Regions from separate parts of the Homo sapiens genome. Here region 1 is linked to region 2. Evidence: read pairs that join two places in POLR2A ChIA-PET (ENCODE). Cell type or tissue: K562. All regions are shown on one strand. Each heading gives the region's core, and the rest is flanking DNA. Links, peaks and the distances in the headings are about the cores only. Region 1 has its middle 21 kb from the start of SPTSSA. Region 2 overlaps LOC102724945 (a long non-coding RNA gene).

Region 1 (4,401 bases), core at 75-4,074, 480 kb before region 2:
TGCCTGTAATTGCAGCTACTCGGGAGGCTGAGAAGAGAATCCCTTGAACCGAGGAGGCAGAGTTTGCAGTGAGCTGAGTTCGCGCCATTGCACTCCAGCCTGGGCAACAAGACAGAAACTCCATCTCAAAAAAATGAAATAAAATAAAATAAAAAATTAAAAAAAAAAAGAAAAGAAAATAGGGGCCCTTATGCTTTGTGAGCAGAAGAATGATAAGGACAGCCATTTGTTAGGGAGGTGGTGTGAGCTGTTGATTGAAGCCTACAGATCCTGGAGTCCTGTAATTGCCAGAAAACTTTGATAATCAAATCAGAGCTGAAGATAAGGTGGGAAAGGCCTGTGGCCAGGTTTTCTAAGTCAGTTTGTGTGCTGGGGAGACTTGAAACCACCGGATAGATTCATGTCTTCCTTGGAACATCAGATTCACTTGGGAGATTTTGGGGGAAAATACATATTGAAACAATATATATTATATATTGAAACAATATATAATATATATTGAAACTATATATTATATATTGAAACAATATATAATATATATTGAAACAGTATATAATATATATTGAAACAGTATATAATATATTGAAACAATATATATTATATATTGAAACAATATATTGTATATTGAAACAATATATTATGTATTGAAACAATATATTATGTATTGAAACAATATAATATGTATTGAAACAATATATAATATGTATTGAAACAATATATGTTATGTATTGAAACAATATATGTTATATATTGAAACAATATATGTTATATATTGAAACAATATATGTTATATATTGAAACAATATATGTTATATATTGAAACAATATATGTTATATATTGAAACAATATATGTTATATATTGAAACAATATATGTTATATATTGAAACAATATATGTTATATATTGAAACAATATATGTTATATATTGAAACAATATGTTATATATTGAAACAATATATGTTATATATTGAAACAATATACAAGGCTGTCTTCTGGCCTCACGGGGTAACTCAGTGAGCGATAATGAGTAAGAGGATCAGCTAAGGTATTCTTCATGGAATTGATGGGGAAGTTAAGGAGATTTAGGACATGTCACAGTGCTGAAGCTCAGGGGCTAGCACGGACTGGGGCAGCAGAGCCAGGAAATCTCCCTCTATTTTGTGTTGACTTTGTTTTTTGAGACGTAGTTTCACTCTAGTTGCCCAGACTGGAGTGTAATGGCTCAATCTTGGCTCACTGCAAGCTCTGCCTTCTGGGTTCAAGCAATTCTCCTACCTCAGCCTCCCGAGCAGCTGGGATTACAGGCATGTACCACCACGCCTGATTAATTTTTGTATTTTTAGTAGAGACAGGGTTTCTCCATGTTGGTCAGGCTGGTCTCGAATTCCTGACCTCAGGTAATCTGCCCACCTCGGCCTCCCAAAGTGCTGGGATTACAGGCATGAGCCACCGCACCTGGCCTGTGTTGACTTTTTTTACTACTGCCATCAAATCTGCAATCCACGTAAAGGAAAAAAAGAAAACTCTCGATTGTGGTGGTCACCTGTATAGTCCCCGCTATTTGGGAGGCTGAGGCAGGAGGTGAGGATGGGAGAATCACTTGAGCCTAGGAGTTGGAGGCTGCAGTGAGCTATGATTGTACCATTGCTCTCTAGCCTGAGTGACAGAGCAAGACCCTGTCTAAAAACAAAACAAAACAAAACAAAAAAACCCAAAATCTCACTCAACTATTGAACTATGGACATGTCATTTTAGAACAATACCCAAATGTCAATTTGTGCTATGGTAAAAGCTCCAGCTATTGTTGTATTGGTGAAATGGTGGTTTTTAGGCAATCAAAAATCTGTGTTACTTAAGATTTAAACTTGTGGACCTGAAGGGATTGTTAATGTAAACAGGCCTGGTCAAGCAGTCATACAGATGCTAATTTTTATTTTTTCCTGGGTTACTTAGAGAGGTTTAGAAGAAAATGGCTTGAGTGAAGTAGTTAAAATGAGAACAATTAGAGGTATAACAGATTGTAAGATATCATACTTATTTGCCCTTGTTTTTCTCAGAACTTCAAGCTTTCTGCTCCCAACCTCTACTATTATGAATTTTCACGATAGTATTACATGCATGTAAGGTAAACAATATAGCATCACGTAAAGTAAAAAGTGATCTCTTTTCTTTCTTTCTTCAGTATCCCTGTCCTCAGGATTAGTAGCTGATAACTATTGTGTATTTTTTATTTTTCTTTTTGAGATAGGGTCTCGCTCTGTCATCCAGGCTGGAGTGCAGTGGCACAATCATGGCTTACTGTAGCCTCGACATCGGGGGCTCAATTGATCCTCCCACCTTAGCCTCCTGAGTACCTGGGATTACAGGCACGTAACACTACTCCTGGCTAAGTTTTAAATTTCATGTAGAGACAGGGTCTTCCCATGCTGCCCAGGCTGGTTTTGAACTCCCAGGCTCAAGTGATACTCCTGCCTTAGCCTCCCAAAGTGCTGCAATTACAGGCATAAGCTACTTCACCAGTCCTGTTACATATTTTTAAAGGACACACTATGGGCCCCTAGGCAATTTCCCAGCCATTGGGAGACTCTGGAGATAACGGTAGACAAGATTCTAGGCCTCCTACATCTTTCTTTTAACAAACATTCATCCATTCAACAAATACTTGCGTACCTCTTTTATGCCAGGAATTGCTCAAGACATTGGGGTACCTCAATGCACAAAACTGACAATGTGTTCATAGCATATATCCTGTTCTGCAAGTCTGTTGCCTTCATCTGTACCTCTTTTTTTTTTTTTTTTTTTTCACTCTTGTTGCCCAGGCTGGGGTGCAATGGCGCAATCTTGGCTCACTGCAACCTCTGCCTCCTGGATTCAAGTGATTTTCCTGCCTCAGTCTCCTGAGTAGCTAGGACTACAGGCATGCACCACCACGCCTAGCTAATTTTTTTGTATTTTTAGTAGAGACAGGGTTTCGTCATATTGGCCAGGCTGGTCTTGAACTCCTGACCTCAGGTGATCTACCCACCTCTGCCTCCCAAAGTGCTGGGATTACAGGCATGAGCCACAGCACCCAGCCAGCTGTACCTCTTAGACATCACTGCATTTTATTTTATTTATTTTTTAGAGACAGGATCTCACTATGTTGTCCAGGCTGCTTTTGAACTTCGGGCCTCAAGTGATCCTTCCACCTTGGGCTCCTGAGTAGCTGGGATTACAGCCACATGCCACCACACCTGGCTCATCCCATGTTAGTCCAAAATGGACCCAACTCATTCTGTTCTTTTTTTTTTTTTCTCGAGATGGAGTCTCGCTTTGTTGCCCAGGCTGGAGTACAGTGGCGCGATCTCGGCTCACTGCAACCTCCACCTCCTGTGTTCAAGTGATTCTCCTGCCTCAGCCTCCGAAGTAGCTGGGACTACAGATGCGTGCCACCACACCCAGCTAATTTTTTGTATTTTTAGTAGAGATGGGGTTTCACCATGTTAGGCAGGATGGTCTCGATCTCCTGACTTCCTAATCTGCCCACCTCGGCCTCCCAAAGTGCTGGGATTACAGGCATGAGCCACCGCACCCGGCCAACTCATTCTTTTCAAAAGTTTGTCCATTGTATGAATGTATCATAATTTATGTAATCCCCTATACTGTACATTTATACTTGTGGCCTATTTTTTTGCTATTATAAATGTATTAACACAGAGACATTTTTATGTTGTCAGCAGTTAATATGACAATCCTGCCTCTTGGGCAGAAATAATCTGGTCTGATAAACCCTGCCTGTGGAGCAGATGCCAACCTCTGGGGCTGGATTTTCAAGACTGGCCACCTGATTTTCTGAATAATAAGGGTTTGGAGGGGCCTCAGGGTGGGTCAGAGGAGAGCTGGAGGCTGAAAAGGCAGATCTTTAGAGGATTTTCCAGGGAAATGCCACTGAGAGATGTGATGTCCCACCTGTGTTTCTGCCTACCTCGGCACAGCTGCAAAAATCCCTGCATCCTCACTGTGACTGGGTTCCTGGTGGAATCCCCTGAAGGGGTGAGGTTGCGTGTTGAGGTTGGTGCAAGGTGGAACCCCAGTCAGTCTGCAGCCACATCCTGGGTTCCATAAACAATGTTTATGTGCTTTTGGTCACCAGGATGGATTTATTGCCTTAGGGCAAATTCTCAGAAGTGAAATTTCTGGTTCTTATATAGGTTGCCAAATCACACTCTTTCGGCAATTTGCAATAAATTACACTTTTATTAATAGTGATTAAAGTCCTCCTCCACCTATAGTAACAGTGACTATCGTTTTCACCTTTGCCATTCTGTTAGGATAAAAATAACATCTAATCATTGCTTTAATTTGAATTTCTTGAGTTACTACTGATGTCAAGCATCTTTTCATGTTTATAAGTTGTATTT
Region 2 (4,401 bases), core at 205-4,204:
CTTATCCTTCATTTTTTTATCTCCCCTAGGGGCTCACTCCAAGTAGTTTCTAACTAATGTTTAATAAATTAATGACTAGAAACCAGTGCCTCAGGCAGAAAATGATGGAGGAAAGCTGCCTCTGTTCACAAAAAAGCACCTCGTTTTTACTTCTTTGGTTACAAACCCTCAGTCCTTCCTCCCTGGCTTTAAGTATGTAGTTTAATAACTAATGGTATTTTTTTCCTTTTTATGTTCTAAACTTTTTATTATGGGTATTTCCAAACAATGTAAAAATAATAGTATAACTTCCACACACATATCACCTAGCAGAACAATTAGTAACATTTTGCCATGTCTCCTGTACATTTTGCTGAATTAACTTAATTTGAATCATAGATATCATGACATTTCACTCTTAAAAACTCAGAAAATGATGAACTTTCCTTACTCAATTACAACACCATTTTAACCTACAAATTAACAGTAATTTCTTTATTTCATCTTTGCTTAGTCTGAATCCTGTTGCCTCAATGTCCCAAGAATGTCTACTTAAAGTTGGTTTATTCAAATGAGGATTCAAGCCAGGTCCACACACTGTATTCGGTGTTGATGCTCCTCATTGACTGTACATCACTTATACTTTGGAACAGTGTTGTCTAGCCAGGTCCCAGGAATGCAGGTCTGGCAGGGTTCAGGGCACACCCAGGTTGAGACCCCCGAAAAGGGCCACTGGTTCGGAATGTTGGCTGCTCTGGGGACAAGCTGAGATGACCCAACTCTTTCTTCCTAAGCCCTTCCAAGGGTGGGGTTTAGCCTGATCTTCCACTTCCCTACCCCATTTGCCATGCTCTGACCACACTGACCTTCTAGCTCTTGTTGGCTGTACTGAAGACCTTTGAACAGTGGATTCACTGGGCCAGGTGAATATCGTAGGGTCTCCATAAGTCTGCATAGTCAGGTCTGCAGAGTGGTCAGAGACAGAGACTGCTTTTGGATGAGAAAGGTAAAAGGAAGGTTGTAAGGAAGTTTGAAGAATCTGTTCCATGGCATCAACTTGGCCAAGGGGATCTCTACTTTCTGCGCATTCACTATTAAAATGTAGAAAGAGTTCTCAAATTCACTCATCCTTGCTGACAAATCACAAGGAAATTTGAAAGCCCCTCAGATTTCTGTTTTCCAAAATTTCTTCTTTTTAGATGCAGCTCAGAGACTGATGTTAAGAAAAAGAAAAGAAAAGAAAAGAAAAAAGCCTTAGATTCCACACTGAAACTTGTAGACTCAACACAACAAAGAGTCTGTTACAAGGCAACATTAATCTTCTGTAGAATTTCACTAAATAATTTCCTACAGAGATCGCAGCAGTTCCTTCCACAATTTTCTGAGCAAATGTGTTGGAGCCACTTAAGCACAGTGCTTTCCTCATGACGGCAGAGCCCACAGACACTATTTACATGCACCAGTGCCATTTAGACCTTAGCTATAAATTACTGCATAAAGGTTAATAGAACTGAGCCGAGCTTTAGGAAAGACCTTATGCACAAAATTGCCTAATATATTGGTGGTTGATATAGAAATAAACATTGTGGCAGGGATAAAAAAGCAAAGTTCTTTGAATATCGGTGGAAATCCCTATCAATGGAATAGCAGGGCAGAGATGCTAATTCCTAAGGCTTTTTTTTTCAACAGCAGAAAATTCACTTTAAGGTCATTTGTTTCCGACTGCTCTTTTGGCCTTCAATTGATAACACAGTCCATTTAAAATGCCTGCTAGGCTGGGTATGGTGGCGCATGCCTGTAATCCCAGCACTTTGGGAGGCCAGCAGGCAGATCACCTGAGGTCAAGAGTCTGAGACCAGCCTGGGCAACATGGAGAAACCCCACCTCTACTAAAAATACAAAAATTATCTGGGCGTGGTGGCTTGTGCCTGTAATTCCAGCTACCAGGGAGGCTGAGGCACGAGAATCACTTGAACCTGGGAGGTGGAGGCTACAGTGAACTGAGATTGTGCCACTTGCACTCCCACCTGGGTGACAGAGCAAGACTCTGTCTCAAAAAAAATAGAATAAAATAAAGTACGTACTGAACTAGCTCCAAGGTTTTCCTTTGGTGTTAATAAGGTTACTTCCTGTAAGAGTGACGGTCAATAATGTTGGTCAAAGAAGCCCTCCACTTCCCAAATTTTATAAATGTCCAGTGACATCTTTAAGTGAAAAGAGGCAGACCTGCCTTATCTAATGGTTAAAATGGTTTTATTTTAGCAGTCTATGTGTATCAGTTATAGTTCCTATCTGCTTTTGAACAACTGCTGGGAACCTAAAACATTTTTAAGTCCATCATTTTAAAAGGAAACATGACAGGTACTTACTTGGCTTTAAAAATGAATTACAGCTGATTTTATAGTCACTGTGACCATTTCCATGGGAAAGCAAATGGATGAGATTGGTAGGTTAAGTTCTCCTTTTTTTTTTTTTTTTTTGAGTCTAGTCAAACTATGGATCAGAAGGTGTCCACCATATCCAGTTCCCAAACCTTACTGGTTAACTGGACTCACAGGCTTTTAGGAGATTATCACACGTCAGCACAGGAGACTCCAAGGGTGAGTAATGCTGAGCATCTGGCCTCTGGGTTTCGTCCCATAACTGTGAAAACAGTTGCAGTAATGCCCCCACCAATGCTTCCTTCCTCAACGCCCAAGTGTCCAGCTTCATGGGCTGGCAGGGTCAGTTTTCTCCTGCAACACATCCAAACTGAGCCCACGTATTCCATCTGTGCAAATGTGGGTTGTGCTGCAGGATGCAACAACCAGTGAGGCCTGGCAAGTTCCACAGGCATCACTTCACCTCCCGTTATTTTGTAGCATCCTGAAGAGTAGAATGCTGTTCAATAGCTCAGAGGAAGGCACTCCAGTAGGAAGCAGAGAATATAGTCTGAGGGGGAAAGAGTTTCTATAGAAGAATAATTACATATCTGTGCAGCAAGAGAACAACTGTGACTAACACCCCCACAGTCATGAAAGAAGCTCTGAGCTGGTCAAGACCTCAGGTTTCAATTTCATCCCTAAAAGAGTGCATGAGGACCTTTCTTGATTGCTTTTTTTAGACCAGAAAAACAGGCGCATTATAGATTGGAGGCAGAGGAACACTTAAGCCAACTTTGTTATTTTCCAAGGAATCCTTGAACCAGAGATAAGAACAAAAATGGCCGTACTGTGTCAGCTCTAAGTCGCTCAAAGCTAGGTCTGTCTCTGACAGGATTTAGTGTCTCAGGCCAGGGGAGAGCAAATTATCCAACAAAGGATTGATTTTCACCCCAAACATTTTGGTTTCCCAGAACTCATTTTGGATCTGGCATCCCTACATTTATCTGAAAAGTTTAAAGCTTTTAATATTTTCAGCTTCTGTTCTGTTAAAGGATAAAAAGGTCTTAAATTGCATAAAGCAGTTCCTTCCTCCCGTCTCTCTCTTTTTTTTCTTTCCTTGCTTCCTTCTTCCCCACTCTCTTCCTTTCTGTTTCCCTCCTCTCCATCATCCTAAAGCTCCCTCTTTCAAGTTTCAGAGAGGTGCTTCCTGATTCTGATAATCTGGGGTTTAGCAAAAAAAAAAAAAAAAAAAAAATCTCTGCTCCCTTCATGATATTGTGGATTTGATACATATCCTTTCTCAGCTTTTGTCTTTCCACATTTGTCCTACAAGCTGTGAAAACAGCAATCTCAAACCGCACTCACTCTGTCATTTTCTTTAACTATAGCCAGCATTGCTCTCTTTCTGCTTCCTAATTTATTTTCTCATACTACTCAATTTAGGATTTTATGATATGTTGTATTAGTTTTTTATTGCTGCTTTAACAAATTGTCACAAACTTTGTAGCTCAAAACAACACAAATTTATTATCTTGCAGTTCTGCAGGTCAGAAGTTGAACAGGGCTAAAATCCAGATGGCAGGATGGATGAGTTCCCTCTGGAAGCTCTAAAGAAGAATCTGTTTCCTTTCCTTTTCCGCCTTTTGGAGGTGGCCTGCCCTCCTTTGCTGAGGTCCCCTTCCTCCATCGTCAAAGCCAGCAATATAACCTCTTTATCCCACTCCCATAGTCGTTAGTCGTATCTCTTTCTCTAGCTCTCTTCCTCTGCCTCCCTCTTCCACTTTTAAGGATTCTTGTGATTAGAGTGGGCTCACTGGATAATCCAAGATAATCTCCTCATGTTAAGGTCAATGGATGTAGCAATTTTAACTGCATTTGCAACTTTAATTTCCCCTTTGCCATGTAACCTAACATATTCACAGTTCCTGGAACTAGGATGTGGGCATCTTTGCGGGGACGGAGTTGGGGAGGGAATTATTCTGCCTATCACACATATATATATACGTCTTTATAAAACTTCCCCCATTTTGATGTATGAAAATTTTGAGCCAAACAGACT

What was found. ChIA-PET counts read pairs that join two places held together with the same protein. Peaks named below come from ENCODE experiments on the same cell type or tissue, not always from the same donor. Only the 100,000 strongest peaks of a DNase experiment are listed, where the experiment ranks them.
Region 1: POLR2A ChIA-PET joins it to region 2 with 5 read pairs; 2 of 35 experiments call an interaction of 5 or more read pairs at or near these places.

Annotation. Positions count from the first base shown.
Region 1 is chr14:34,480,841-34,485,241 of GRCh38, reverse strand. No RefSeq gene overlaps it. Among named protein-coding and RNA genes, the nearest start is that of SPTSSA, 21 kb to the right of the region's middle. In K562, for the core only: no CTCF peak of the experiment used is centred there; no DNase peak of the experiment used is centred there.
Region 2 is chr14:34,002,058-34,006,458 of GRCh38, reverse strand. All of the region lies in intron 5 of LOC102724945 (a long non-coding RNA gene), which reads left to right. Among named protein-coding and RNA genes, the nearest start is that of EGLN3-AS1, 36 kb to the left of the region's middle. In K562, for the core only: no CTCF peak of the experiment used is centred there; a DNase peak (open chromatin) is centred at 2,658.